Regions from separate parts of the Homo sapiens genome. Here region 2 is linked to region 1. A link is a loop called in an ENCODE intact Hi-C map of the cell type or tissue named here. Cell type or tissue: ascending aorta. All regions are shown on one strand.

What was found. Hi-C counts contacts between places; a loop is a spot of excess contacts. Peaks named below come from ENCODE experiments on the same cell type or tissue, not always from the same donor. Only the 100,000 strongest peaks of a DNase experiment are listed, where the experiment ranks them.
Region 2: a loop joins it to region 1, with 2.9 times the contacts of the local background. A loop is called at or near these places in 2 of 110 quality-filtered maps.

Annotation. Positions count from the first base shown.
Region 1 is chr12:115,400,548-115,408,547 of GRCh38, forward strand. It overlaps LOC105370003 (a long non-coding RNA gene), which reads right to left. Exons shown (of 4, transcript XR_945389.3): 3 at 6,548-6,784. Among named protein-coding and RNA genes, the nearest start is that of LINC02463, 480 kb to the right of the region's middle. In ascending aorta, no CTCF peak of the experiment used is centred here; DNase peaks (open chromatin) are centred at 4,444 and 4,669; H3K4me3 peaks cover 634 bases; H3K27ac peaks cover 888 bases.
Region 2 is chr12:115,323,254-115,331,253 of GRCh38, forward strand. LOC124903082 (a long non-coding RNA gene) reads right to left here. Exons shown (of 11, transcript XR_007063592.1): 5 at 4,792-4,864; 6 at 575-650. Among named protein-coding and RNA genes, the nearest start is that of LINC02463, 560 kb to the right of the region's middle. In ascending aorta, no CTCF peak of the experiment used is centred here; no DNase peak of the experiment used is centred here; H3K27ac peaks cover 3,771 bases.

The DNA.
Region 1 (8,000 bases):
CTTTTTAACTCAGGAACAGACCATATTCAGACTTCACCAGTTTTTACATGTAATTGTGTGTGTGTGTATCGTATGCAGAGTTCCATGAAATTTTATCACATGTAAACACAGGTAACCATCATCACAGTCAAGATGTGGAACTATTTCATCACCATAAAGAACTTCCTTCATATGGGCAATTTTAATCCACCTCAAGGTCTAATATTGACAACAGAGATTCCTCAGTTTGAAGCCCAACATTGTTAAAAGCTGGATGAGGCTGGGCACAGTGGCTTATGCCTGTAATCCCAGCACTTTGGGAGGCCAAGGCGGGCAGATCACGAGGTCAGGAGATGGAGACAATCCTGGCTAACACGGTGAAACCCCATCTCTACTAAAAATACAAAAAATTATCCAGGCATAGTGGCACGCTCCTGTAGGGGGCTGCTCAGGGGGCTGAGGCAGGAGAATTGCTTGAACACAGGAGGCAGAGATCGTAGTGAGCCAAAATTGTGCCACTGCACTTCAGCCTGGGCGACAGAGCGAGACTCCATCAAAAAAAAAAAAAAAGCTGGATAATGCTGGATGATTCCATTGCAGATCCTCAGTTTCTTTATCTGTAAAATGGGTCAACAAGGAGAGGCTCCATAGAAACCAGAAAGCCCAAGTCACAGATCTAACTTATATTCTCAACTTCATACTTCATCTTTGTGAACACAAAGAAATAAGCTTCAGTTAATTTCAGCTCAGTTCATCAGTAAAATTGGAATACAACAACACACATGGTAAGAATGTAGTGAGGATAAAGGAAGACAATGTGTGCAAAACCCCAGCACAGTGCCTGCCAGAGACTCTTAAGAGTCTGTCCCCCATTCTCTTACATTTTTCAACTTACTTGTAATCCTGCCATCTTGAGGAGTTTGTATATTTACATACTAAGCTTTATGGTAATTGGCTTTGGTTAGTTGTTTGTGTAATTGGTTAGACACAATTCTGTATTGATTGTTAACATGATACTGTTTTTTAAAATTCATTTTTTAACCACTTCTAAATCAAACCATCCTTCTTCCCTTACTCTGAACAATAATAGATCATGCAGAAACTCAGCCCCTAAAAGAGTCTTAGCGTGATTAAAGAAAACCCAATGTGAAAAATCCAACCATCGGAGTTCCACACATCTTTAAGAAAGCCCCTATATTTAGTTCTGAGCCTTAGATGTCAAAATCTTCTGCTACCCTGAAACATCACCAAAGGAAATAAAATTAAAAAAAAAAAAAAAGGAAAATGGAAGCAATTTACCTCCCCAGGCAAAAGAGTGATTTTCCCCTTTCTTTTGATGCTGTCATTTTCTCATTCTCAAGAATTCCTTTTCAGTTCCTCAACATTTTCCTTCTCCTCTTAGGTAGTTCTAAGTCTGACTTCATTTCTGGAAAAGAGAATCACTGGGCCTGGATTCAACACAGAATTCGACCGAGGATCTACCCAAAGTATCTTGGCCTAAAAAGTCTTGAGGCTACTTTTTTTCTCTTGCCACAGTCTACTGCCTGTCTCTTCCCCAACCACATTTCTGGTACACCCCATATGTGTGTTTCTGGGGGTTTGCACACTTAGAAACGTGGCATTTATACAGTTTTACTTAGGGAGAATTTAAGTTGAAACAGCCCAACAGCATGACTTTCAAACAAAACAAAATACCAGCTTCTGAGAGTCTGCAATGCTACCCAGGCAATATTGGACAGAAATTAAATTACGACCATTTTGAAGGAAACATGAGGAGAACTCTTTGGTTTATCTATCCTTGAGAGAGCGTTGCTCCTCAGCTGGGTGAAATCTCTGGCCTCATTCCTAAAACATTGCAAACTTTGCTTTGTACATACTTGCTGAGGAAAGCACACAGGTGTCTGTCCTCTGCTCAGCCTAGAAGCAGCATTAAGTGGCAACGATCAGCCCCACACGTATCATGAATTGGACTCCCTGCATCAGTAGCTGGGGACATTAGTTCTGTTTTGACATGCCTGCTCAAATTCGAGGCCACTTCTTTTATTTTAAAGAAGGAAACAACCACACTCACCTTTACTCTGGAGACTTCTGGAAAGATGGGGTGACGCAATAAGATCTCTAAAATAGTGTCTCCAACTTTAATGTGCACATACATCTCTGGGGGGATCTTATTAAAATGTAGATTCTGATTCAGTGGCTCTGGGGTCTACCTTGAGATTCCTCATTTTACCTGGCTTCGAGATGACACTGGCGGCTACTGGTTAGGGACCACACTTTGAGGAGCAAGATTCTAAAGCACTTCAGTGATGAAGGATTGAGAAAAAAACGTTGAGGTCCCTTGTAAATCTTTTCTCCTTAGACATACTTCAGTAAAGCTTTAGAATCCATTGTAGCTTATTTCATAAGGCAGACTGCCTAAAAGTGAGCAACCAGTGAGCAATCAACCTGCAGTCTTCCAAGTTCTGAGGGCATCAAGTCTAAGAGTCAAACCCAGGCAGCAAGCTGAAGGGTTTTTCTTGTATGTGTCTGTCTTCTGTGGCTGCTGTGACAACTAATCACAGGCTTATTTGCATACGACCACAAAATTTTATTATCTTACAAGTTCTGGAAGTCAGAAATCTGAAAGTGGGTTACACCGGGCTAAAAATCAAGGCATTGGCATGACTGCAGCCACTCTGGAGGCTCTAGGGGAGAATCCACTTTTTGCCATTTCCAGTTTCTTGGGTCCTCTCACTTTCCTTGGCTTGTGGACTTTTTCTTGATTTTCAAAGCCAGCAGTGTAGCATTTTTCTCATCTCTCTCAGCCCTCTTTCCAGCATCACATCTCCTTCTCTGACTCTGACACTTCTGCTTCTCTCTTATCCTCTTCCTATCTCAAGGTTCTTATCTTCATCACACACACAAAGGCTCTTTTGTCATGTAAGATAACACAGTCACAGGTTTCGGGGATTAGGATGTGGACATAGTTGGGGGCCATTTTCGACCCACTATGTCTTATTTCCATTGGTGAATCCTGGTGGAATACTTTGCTCTAGACAGTGCTAGGGTATATACAGATCCTCTAAGAGGTCATCTTAAAGCTTTGACTTCAGGAGTCCTGAGAAATATCTTCCTAAAACTAAAAACTCCCCCAGAGACCAATTGATTTGATTTAAATCATGTGGCTGATTGTTTTCCGAACACAACAATATTTTCCATTCTATATGCTCTTCTACAATATGACCTTGCACCCTCCCATCCAGCGGTTGGGGTTTGTGTTCCCATCCTTTAGACCTGGGTGGGCTGTGACTGTTTCGACCAGTAGAGTCTAATAGAGTATGGCAGAAATTATATTGTGTAACTTCTAAGGTTTTGACCAGTAGAGTCTAATAGAGTATGGCAAAAGTTATATTGTGCAACTTCATAAAAAGCAATACCGCTTCTGCCCTGTCCACTAAGACACTTATGCTAGAACCTCAAAACACCATGTAAGAGTTCCAACTAACCCTGAGGCTGCCACACTAAGAGGAAGCCCAGGCCACATGGAGAGGCCATATGTAAGTGCTAAGCGATGGCATTTTTAAGTGATCCCAGTTCCTGTAAGTAAATCTGCCTTGCAGATTTCTGTAGCAGAGAATTCCAAGCAGAGGGGGCTGTAGTGCAAAGGTCACGAGGTTGGAGTGAGCTGTTCGTTTTGAACAGAGGAGTGCCATGGTCTGGTTTAGGATTTAACAGGTCCTGGGAGCTGGGATCACCTAGAAATCCCTTCGCTTAGCACCTACATATCCCAGCCATTGAATTATGTCCAGATTAGACCTTAGACATCTTGGAGCAGAGAACACCTGTCTGCACCTTCTATCAAAACTTCTGAGTCACAGAATCTGTTACCTAATGAAATGGTTGTTTATACCATTAAGTTTTTGGACACTTTGTTACACAGCAAAGATAACTGGAACAAAGTGGATCTCTTTGGAATGCAAATGTCTATCAGTATGAGAAATATAAACAATCAGAATTGCAGAGTATATATTCACTTGTTTATTTATTCACTTACTCTCTTACATCCCCGTTTATGAACACACGCATGCTCTCCTAATTTATTCACGTACTTATCCAAAAGCATGATAAATTCTCACTATGAACAGAGATACCCTCTGAGAGTTCACTTGGCAATGGGGATTCATTCATTCATTTCATAGATATTTATTGCCTGGGAAGTGTTCCTCAGAGATGTATCAAAATAGGAACAGACTTTCTTTCCTGCTTTGGTTGGAAAAATCCCAGGGAAGGCACCTCATTGGCTCTGTTGGATGGTGTGTCCAATGCTGTACCCATCACCCAGCCCAAGAGGGTGGGGAGCTAGCATGGACAGCCTCTATTCAAACCATATGTTTAGAGAGGAGGCAGGAGCAATTTATCAAAGGATCACCAGTCCCTGAAGAAGTGAGGGCGCTGCCAGGTCAAACAACGGCTGTCCCCTACGAAAGACCTGCCTTGCCTGTTCTCCATTGACATCATGCACCACCTTCGGCAGCTACTAGTGTTTATCCATCTGCTTTGGCTTTAACTACCAAACTCTAGAGGCATTTCTAATACTCGAAGCAGCAACTCGGATTTTTAAAAGCTGCTGCTTGTATCATTTACCGTAAGATCAGCCAGGCTGTAAAACAGCATCCGAGGCTTCCCAGAGGATGAGGGAGGACCAGAGGTAAAGAAACTCTTATTTCCCTAGGCAAGTCAAAATGTTAACCCTCTGATGACCCAACTCTCTGGTGCACCTCTGCTCTGCAGATTACATGAAAAGAAACCTATTCTATATCTCAGTCCAATGACATCATGGGAAATACCAGGAATTTTTTGGCTGCACACAAAATTCCTGTGAGATTCTTGGAAAATCTTACACAAAACTGTGAGTAACAGGGACTTAGTAACCTCAAGTCATCTTAATCAACACCAGGCGATAAAAGGAGAATATATTTTGAAACCAGGCAGATCTATATTTGAATCTCCTTGTTCTGCTATTTATCAGCTATGTGAACTTGGGCAAGTTACTTTTCTCTAAGGCTCACTCTTTCCATCTTTAAAATGGGCATTATGATGCTCACTTCAACAGTTTCCAAGGGCTGATATGAAAGAATTAAATCAGTTAATGGATGGAAATGTGTGTCACAAGGTCTTGCACGCATCTCGGTTATTATGATTGTGTTGTTGCTATCACTTTTGCTAAGTCATAAAGCTGCACGTCTTTTCTGACATGGGATTTAGGGGTATCCCAGGAACAGAAAAGAAGGCTGTATGATGCGAGAAAAATCAAAGAACAAAATGATATATTGTATATCTAAATATGGAAGTAAAAACAATAAAGCTTCTAGAAAACACTATAGGAGAGTTTTTTTTTTTAATTTTTATTCAGGCAGGGAATGATTTCTTAAACAAAAACAAAAGACAGTCCCCAAAAATCAAATTTAAAGGAAATATATGTGTGTGTGTGTGTGTGTGTGTGTGTGTGTGTGTGTGTGTGTATGTGTATATAAAATACGAATTTCTGTTCACAAAGACACACTATTAAAACAGTGAAAAGTCAAGTAACAGAAAAGAAAAAGATACTTGCAACACTTATCACCTAGTAAAGGCTCATTTTCAGAATATGTAAACAGCTTCAGAAATCAGTAAGAAAAAGAGAGATAACCCAATTTTAAAAAAATGGGCAGAAGATTCAAACAGGCATTTCATAAAAGATCTCCAAAAGTATGGCAAACATATAAACTGTTGGTCAGCCTCAATAATAATCATAGTAATGCTAGTTACAGCCTCAATGAGATACTACTACCCAATTACCAGAACTACTATAAATTCAAAATACAGACAATACCAAGTGCTGCCAAGTATGTGGAACAACCTGAACTCTTACACATTGATGGTAAGAATATAATTTGGTACAAACACTTTTGAAAACATTTTGACATACATAAAAATATAAATGCATGCTTTAACTGAGCAATTCCCTTCCTAGGTACATACCTAACAGAAATGAGTGTACCAAGAGAGGGAAAAGAATATTCATAATGATACTATTCACATTAACCCGCAAATAAATCAAATACCCCTCAACAGAAGAATCAATCAATAATCATATCATCATACAACAAAATGACATTCAATGATAAACAAACAAAAGCTTCAGACACAACAGAAAGGAAGCTCACATACACAGTGTTCGGGAAAATAAATCAACCACAAAAGAATGCATTTTATTTATATTAAGTGAAAAAGCAGACAAAACTGTTGTTAAAAATCCAGAAAGAGGCCACTTTTGGGGAAAGGTATGGATGAAGGATAACAATTTAGAGAGGGCAGGAGCGAGACTTCTAAGGAGCTAATAACATCTTAGGTCTTGATCTGGGCAAACGTTTGCAATTTCTTTGAGCCATTCATTTAAGTTTCCTGTTGTGTTTTTTCTGTAGGTACAGTATAATTCATAAGACAGTTTAAAAAAAAAAAATCAGAAGGCCTGCCTTGTACCCGCCTTGTACCACCCACTTCAATGGGCCACAACCTCCCTGTAGCCAAAGCCCCAAGCGCTGTTTACCTTAGGATTGGAAGGATATGTACTCGAGGCTCCATCACCAGACCTCCCTCCTTGGGCTCAGCAAGTCTGCTACATCCAGTTGGCCTCAGGCCAGCTTCCTCCACTCCTGGGGTCTTTTGTGCTCCTCAGGTGGAGGTGATCTCCCAGCATGCTCTGCACGGCTCAGTCGGAGGCCGGGGGGCCTGGGTTTTGTTTCCTCAGTGTCACCCGTCCCTGTGGGCTTCTTCAAATGAATCCCTGGAGGACAGAGAAATGAGAGAGTATTAAAAATGTCAGAGACAGATCCTGAGATACACAGCTGGGTAAATAGAGCTGGTGGAGATGTTGTTATTAGTGGCTTTCTGGTCATGCTCACTTAAGTTATGGATGTAAGGTGGGGGTGGAGGAGAAGAGGCATGAGGGTCTTCTACCCATTTCCAGACCTGCTCAGTCCCAATCATCCAGCACCCTCAGATGTGGGGGCACTCTCTCAGTTCTGAGGGGACTCACCATGTTAGGAAATTGTATACCTGTTCATTATGCCTCTGCAGAGAATTTTCCCTCCTGGTGACAGAAACATAGAGGGCCTTTTCTCTTGGATTTCTCTAGGAAGCCTCACCCCACCTGGGGAAGAACTGATGCCACATCGTTTCTCTGGCAAAACCTGGTCAGTTTCATATGAGAAGTAGGAAAGGGGGTGGTATTTTTGAGAAGTAGAGGATGGAAACTTCTCTGATCTATTGTCTCATGGTCAATGTTCTACCAAGTCACCAGAAATGAAAGCCATCCCTACCACTGTAATGCCCAAAGCAATCATTTTGTGAATACTCATTATGTGCCTCAGAGACCAGAGTTGAAATTCAGGCTTACCAACTTGTTGTTACTTGCCCTTGGGAAAATTATTTAGGCTTCTGTTTCCACATCTCTAAAATATAAATAAAATAGTACCCACTTCATAATGCTATGGTGAGGGATAAATGAACACATCCCTGGAAAGCAGTTGGCACAGTACCAGGCACACAGTAAGCCCTCAATAAATGTTAGTTACTATCAATGGTAGAACACCTCTTCCCAGAAAGCATAATATCTGTGTTGTACCAAAAGACAGGAGTGATATGAATAGTATAGTGTGGTCTTATTTTTATTACTGCATAATAATCTACTCCCAAATGTAGTAGTGTCTGGGCTCAGTGGTTCACACCTGTAATCTCCAGCAGTTTCTGAGGGGAAGGTGGAAGGATTGCTTGAGCCCAGGCATTTGAGATCAGCCTGGGCAATAAGTGGACTCCATCTCTAAAAAATTTCTTTTAAAAATAGTCAGGTGTGGTACCGGCTACTCTGGAGGCTGGGGTAGGGATTATCGCTTTAGCCTGGGAAGTCAAGGCTACAGTGAGCTGTGATCGCACCACTGCATTCCAGCCTGGGTGACACAGAGTGAGACCCTGTCAAAAAAAAAAAAACAATGTAGTAGCAT
Region 2 (8,000 bases), 77 kb before region 1:
AAGAGAGAGGGACGGAGGGAGGGAGGAAGGACGGAAAAGAAAGAGGGGGAGGTAGGTAGGGAGGGAGGGAGGGAGGAAGGAAGGAAAAAAGAAAGAAGAAAGAAAGAGAAAGAAAGAGAAAGGAGGAAAGAAAGAAAGGAATGAAGAAGAAAGGAAGGAAGGAAAAGAAGAAAGAAAGAGGGAGGGGGGAAGGAAGGAAGGAAAGAAGGAATGAAGAAAGGAAGAAAAAGAAAGAAAGAAAGAAAAGGAAGAAAGAAAAGAAAAGATAGAGAAAGAAAAAGGGAGGGAAAGAAGGAAAGGGTAAGGAAGGAATGAAGAAAGGAAGAAGGGAGGAAGGAAGGGATAAAGCAAGGAAGGAAGATGGTGAGTGAATGAATACCTGAGCAGTGAGATCTACCCCTTAGGCAAGAGGAAATGAATCATATCACAACCATGGATTTCAAGTGAACATTTTGAGAAGTATCAATCCCAGATGTTTGCTGGAACATGCTCCCTTCCTATTTCCATCCCATTTTGAAAGTCACAGTGTAGGTAGGATCCCCATGGATATTGTTTATTTTGAAGTATATTCTACCTCATTCTGCTGAAACACACTGGCCACACAGGAAAGTCAAGGAAAGACTGAGGAATTGCTCCGGATTGGAAGGAAGCTAAAAGAAACAAGAAAACCAAATGTAACGTGTGATTCTTTGGCTACAAACACATCACTTTTTTTCTTTCTGAGATGGGGTATCCTAGTGGTGTGATCACAGCTCACTGTTGCAACCTCGACCTCCTGGGCTCAAGCAATCCTCCTTCCTCAACCTCCCATGTAGCTAGGACTACAGGTGCACACCACCACAGCTGGTTAATCTTTTTACTATGTGTGGAGATGGGTCTTGCTATGTTGCCCACGCTGGTCTTGAACTCCTAGGCTCAAGCAACCCTCCCACCTCAGCCTCCCAAAGTGTTGGAATTACAGGTGTGAGCCACCGTGCCAGCCTACAAACACATCATAGAGACAATAGGCGAAACTTGAATGACATCTGAGAACTATAGGGTAACAATGTGTCAATACTACTCTTCTGAATTTAATAGTTATATTTTTATTATAAAGGGAAATGCCCTTGATTTTAGGAAATAAATATTAAATTGTTGGGGCTAAAAAATATAAACCTTGACCTAAAATGTAAGTGTACATCTTCTCCTATTGCTTCCAATATAAAGATAGAACTTACACCAGAAAATATACTCAGAGTTTCCTAATAAACATCTTTTCCGTAAAAAAAAAAAAGTAGACATAAATATGCAGAAGAGATGAATTTAATCTACTTATATCCAGCTTGATGTGCTAAGGAGAAACTTTCCAACGCCCGTGAAATATGGTCCCAAAGGAGAGTGTACTTTTTAGAAGCCATCGAACGTTGAGGCAAAGGAATGGACTTACAATTTTACGAAGTCTTAGGTCTTAGAATATTATGAGTTGTCACATCCTGGGGCAGTCACAGAGATTTCATGGCTTTTACCCTCCAAGAGCAAGAATTCCAGGCACGTTTCAAAAATAGTGTCTTACCATGAAATACACCTGTCAAAGTTCCTTCTTACTTTGAAAGATGTCTTTTTTTAAAAAAAAACCCCAATGGAAGAAACGTCCTTAATTCACAGTTCTCAGGGTCAGATTTTTGTAAGGAAGTTTTGGTGAACAAATAACTGAACAGATGCCGGAAAACCTAAGACTTTCATTTGAGTAGAGGAGAGGGATTTATTAGACCACTAGATTAAAATTCCTGTATTTAAGACATATTTCACAAACACTTAATGGGGTTTTCCCACCCGTTAAGAGCAAACTAAGGGCACAATGTTCCATTTTAATAGGGGCAGTAACTCCATTTCATTTATAGACTAAACGGACAGGAAAAAAAAAAATACAAGGGCAGTTCTCGCCAGAGAAAACATGACCTAATACAAGGGCTCAGGCAATGTATTAGAAATAAAGGCCTGTCTGTAGCCCTGGCCATTTCTTTTCCTTTTTTCTATTTTTGGGAGGGGGTGGTGATTTGGAAGAAAAAAATTCTGTGGTTGATATCCAATGAAGTTAACACTTCTCGGCCAGGACTTCTATTACATGCAAACATCATGAATTATAATTAGAGAACAGCCTATTTACACATGAAGGTACACTGGGTCAAGTGAAAAACTCTGCCAAGAATCTCAGCTTTTGGCTGAGAAATATTGGCAATTGGCATAAAGAAAATGGTCCTGGAATGGGACAGAGCTGGGAGGAGCCAGGAGATCTAGTTTTCAATCCATGTGACATTAGCAAATGGATGTATTGACATGCAAAGATTTCCCAGTAGATTAAGTTAAAAATAGCAATGTATAAAAAGATGTAAAGTATGATTTTGTTTTTTATTAAGAAAGACAGTGAATGTCTGTGTTTTTATGTGTACCTAAAAAATCAGACTTATGCCTACTGGATTACCAAAGTGTTTATTCTTGGTAGGCAGAGTTACTAGAATATGTCCACTTGCCATATATGTCATATTTCTATGTTGTTTGAAGTTTTAAACAAATATAGGTCACATTATAATTAGAAAAGGTTATAAGAGTATTTCCAGTAAAGGAAAAGGCAGTCTCTATCTTACAGAGTTCACTTCTTCTTCTCTAGAGGAAACCTCTATGTTGAGTTCAGACACACCTGCTTTATAATCCTGGCTCTGCCATTTACCCAGCTGTTGACACCAGGAAAACCACTGAGCCTCTCTGAGTCTATCCTCTATTCTATTACGTAAGGACGTTCCTTTCTTCCTAGACTGGCAATGAGGATTATGTGAGGTAATGTTTGCACAGGGCCTGGCCTAGCGCCTGGCACTCACAAAGTGTTCAATTAAAGAAAAGAAAAAATGAGTGCCTTGTCTTTTTAACAAGTACAATGGACAAGATCTAAACTTTAGCCAGGGATGTCAAACCATGACCAAGGGGGATGCAGTGGGGTGCCTACTTGGTATGTAGCCTGCAGCTTGGCACTGCATAGACAAAAATCCATCAGAGCACGTGTTCTCTACCTAAGGCACTTACTTGCTAGGTGGGAGACTGATAACTGTGATTAGTAACATTTTTTTTTTTTTTGAGATGGAGTCTCACTCTGTCACCCAGGCTGGAATGCAGTGGCACGATCTTGGCTCACTGCAACCTTTCCCTCCTGGGTTCAAACGATTCTCCTGGCTCAGCCACCTGAGTAGCTGGGACTACCGGTGCATGCCACTAAGCTCAGGTAATTTTTCTTTGTATTTTTAGTAAAGTCGTGGTTTCACCATGATGTCCAGGTTGGTCTCAAACTCCTGACCTCAAGTGATCTGCCCCCATTGTCCTCCAAAAATGCTGGGATGACAGGTGTGAGCCACTGTTCCCAACCAGTAACATATCTTGAGCACCTACTATGTGCCAGGCACTGCTTGATTTCCCTAATGTGATAACTCATTTAATCATTGCAATCACTATTGTAGACAAACACTATTATTATTATCATCCCCCCTTTACAGGTAAAGAAATCAAAATACAAATAAATTACCTGTCTTGGCCATGGTCACCCAGCTGGTTGGGGTACAGCTGAATCTAGAACCCAGAACCCTGACTTCCGAGTCTGAACTCTTAACCCCCATGCACACCTTTGCCATGTAATTAAGGGTGAGGCCAGGGTTAGAGAGGGGAATTCAGGAAAAAGGGGCAGCTTTGTAACAGAAGCTTAGCCACCAAAACCTTGGAAAAGGCCAGGGGTGCTTAAACTTGAGTGACTACCAGAATGTCCTGGGGGGCTTACAATAACACAGGTTGCCAGGCCCTACCCCCACGGCTTCTGATGCAGCAGGTTCAGGATGGGGACCAAGGATGTAAATTTCTGAGAAGCTCCCAGGTTATGCTGCTGCTGTTAGTCCAGGTACCCCAGTTGGAGAACCACTGTTCTAAGCCCCCTGGGGTGCACGGGATTCAGACTGACTAGGAGCAAGGGTAAGGTAGCCCAGGAACTGAGACCTTCCAAATATGCGGATTATGCAAACAATAATACCAGCCATCTAGTCCATTACTAAAGGCTTCAATGACTTCAAAACGTTCATGGAAGATGTGTATTATTCACATCTCCTTATTCACTAGTCGTGGCATAGCCATGCTGATTTTTTAAAATGTTAAATCATGAGTAGCTTTAAAGAAATGTAGCAAAAACACTTGTTTATAAATGCAGCATAATTGCCCTTTGATTTTTCACCTCTGAGTGATGAAGCATTCAAAAAGTGTCCTTCAACAGTGTATTAGTCTGTTCTCATGCTGCTAATAAAGACATACCTGAGAGTGGGTAATTTATAAAGGAGAGAGGTTTAATTGACTCACAGTTTAATTGACTCCCCAGCATGGCTGGGGAGGCCTCAGGAAACTTACAATCATGGCAGAAGGGGAAGAAAACACGTCCTTCTTCACATGGAAGCAGCAAGGAGAAGAATGAGCAAAATAGGGGTCAGGGGGAAGCCCCTTATAAAACCATCAGATCTCGTGAGAACTCATTCACTATCAGGAGAACAGCATGGAGGTAACTGTCCCCATGTTTCAATTACCTCCCTCCAGGTCCCTCCCACGACACATGAGGATTATGGGAACTACAATTCAAGATGAGATTTGGGCAGGGACACAGCAAAACCATATCAAACAGCCAATCAATGAAATGAAAAGGAATTTCATTCTTTATCTGAGTCTATCAAAGGATGTTATTGAGGATGCATTTCATGGCTCACCCCATGTTACTTCCAGTGAACACTTTACCTTCCTCAATTTTCTTCCACATACTCAAGGACATTCCCCCTTTAAACTCCTCCCAAAAGGTCTCTCTTCAACCCTGGTAGAAACAAAGAAAAGAGAACATTTTCTATTTCTATACAAAAAAAGTCACTGGGATTTTGTTGGGGATAGCATTGAATCTACAAATTTACTTTGGGTAGTGTAGATATTTTAACAATATTAAGTCTTCAAATCCATGACATGAACTTCTTTCCATTTATTTGTGTCATTTTTCATTGCTTTCATCAATGTTTTGTACTTTTCACTGTACCAATGTGCCTTTACAGTTAAATTTGTTTCTAAGTATCTTATTTTTTTAATACAGTATGTCTCTCCTTTTATTTAGACCTTCTTTGATTTCTTTCATTGGCATATTGCATTTTTTAGTATATCTGTATCATTTAGTCCTGTATATGCTTTATCAGATTTGTAGCTATGCTGTTGTAAATGGTATTGTACTTTTTAATCTTTGTGTCCATGTGTTCATTGGTAGTTTGTAGAAACATAATTGTTTTTGCATGTTTATCTTTTTGATGCTGTTGTAAATAAGGTCACTTTCTTTATTTTTTGCCAATAGTTTATTTTTAGTGTATGGAAATGCAGCTGATTTTTCTTTTTTTTTTTTTTTGAGAGAGAGAGGGTCTCACTTTGTCATCCAGGCTAGAGTGCAGTGGACCAATCATGGCTTACTGTAGCTTCGACCTAGGATCAAGCAATCCTCCCACCTCAGCTTCCTGAGTAGCTGAGACTACAGTTGTGTGCCACCATGCCTGACTAATTTGTTTTTTTTTATTATTTATTTTTGTAGTGATAGAGTCTCGCTATGTTTCTCAGGCTGGTCTCAAAACCTGAACTCAAGCTATATTCCTACCTCAGCCTCCAAAAATGTTGGGTGAGCCACCATGCCTGGTGCAACTGATTTTTAAATGATGATTTTGTGTCCTGTGACTTTACTAAATTCATTTATTAGTTCTAACACTTTTTTGGTGGAGTCTTTAGATTATGCCATCTGCAAATAGAGACAATTTTACTTTTTTTCCGATCTGAATGTCTTTTTAAATATCTCATTTTTTCCCTAATTGCTCTGGCTTCTACTACCATCCTTAATAGAAGTAGCTAGAGTGAGCATCGTTGTCTTGTTCCTGATCTTAAAGGAAACACTTTCAGTTTTTCACCACTGAGTATGATGTTAGCTGTGGGCTTTTCATATACAGTCTTCAGCGTTCTGAGGTAAGTTTCTTCTACACTTAATTTGCTGAAAGTTTTTGTCGTAAAATGGTGTTGAATTCTGTCAAATGCTTTTGCTGCATCTACTAAGATGATTATATGCTTATTAACCTTCATTCTCTTAATATGGGATATTATATTCATTGCTCTGTATATGTTGAACCATCCTTGCATCCCAGGGATAAATCTCACTTTTCAGGGTGTATGATATTTTAATGTGCTGTTGAATTTGATTTGCTAGTATTTTGTTATGAATTTTTGCATCTGTGTTCATCAAGGATATTAGCCTGTAGTTTTTTTTCTTATAGTATCTTTGGCATTAGTAACAGGGTAATTCTGGCCTCATAAAATATGTTTGGAAGGGTTTCTTCCTCTTCAATTTTTTGGAAGAGCTTGAAATATATTGGCATCAATTCTTCTTTAAATGTTTGCTAGAATTCACCAGTGAAGCCATCTGGTGCTAGGCTTTTCTTGGTTGAGAAGTTTCAATCTAGGCAATGATTTCTCGGATATGACATCAAAAGCATACACAACAAAAGCAAAAAGTTACTAGTGGGACTACATCAAATTGAAAGCTTCTGCAGCACAAGGGAAATAATCAACAGAGTGAAAAAACAACCTATGGGATGGGAGAAAATATTTGCAAACTGTTTATCTGATAGGGGTTAATACACAAAATATACAAGAACCTCTTACAACTCAATGGCAAAAATACAAATAACCTAATTTTAAAATGGGAAAAGTATTTGAATGAACATTTCTCCAATGATTTACAAATGGCCAAGTACAAAAGGAATTCAAAATGTTCACAGAAGATGTGTATTACAAAAAAAACTAGGCATGGATTTCAAAATTTTTTACATGGAAATAAACTTATACTAACTTGTTACAACATGTCTCAACAGGATCTAGTTGGAGGCACTAGGAAGGATAAGACATCAGTTTGAGAATAGTCCTTATCAAAGCAACATGAATTCTACTAAAATTGAAGCAAAGACAAACATCAAATGTATGGTAAAGCTTGGGTAGAAGAATGGCAAAATCATCGATGTTTTATGAAAAATTTATGGGGATGATGCCCCAAAGACATCAGCTGTTTGCAAATGGATAACTCACTATAAGAAAGGACGAGACACTGTTGATGATGAAGCCCACGGTGGCAGACCATCCACAGTGATTTGTAAGGAAAAAATTAATCTTGTGTGTGACCTAATTGAAAAGGATCAATGACTAACAGCAGAGACAATAGCCAACATCACAGACATCTCAGTTGGCTCAGTTTATGCAATTTCAACTGAAAAATTAAAGTTGAGCAAACTTTCTACTCAATGGCACCAACACCATCAGCTGCATCCAGACCTGCTGCAGACAAGAGCAGAGCTTTCAATGAAAATTTTGGACAAGTAGAATTAAGGTTCTGAAACATTTCTTTGAAGAATTGTAACAGGAGATGAAACATGGCTTTACTATTATAATCCTGAAGACAAAGAACAATCAAAGCAATAGCAACCAAGAGGTGGAAATGGTCCAGTAAAAGCAAAAGCAGAGCAGTCAAGAGCAAGGTCATGGCAACAGTTTTCTGGGATGCTCAAGGCATTTGCTTGTTAACTTTCTGGAGGGCCTAAGAATTATAATATCTGCTTATTATGAGAATGTTAGTTAAAGCTTTAGCAGAGAAACACCTGGGAAACCATCACCAGAAAGTCCTTCTCCACTTCAACAACACTCCTGTTCATTCCTCTCATCAAACAAGTGCACTTTTGCAAGAGTTTGAATGGAAAATTATTAGGCATCCACCTTCCAGTCCATATTTGGTTTCTTCTGACTTCTTTTGGCTTCCTAATCTTAAAAAGTATTTAAATGGTACCCATTTTTCTTCAGTTAATAACATAAAAAATACTGGCTTAACATGGTTAAATCCCCAAAACCCTTGGTTCTTTAGTGATGGACTAAATGGCTGGTATTAC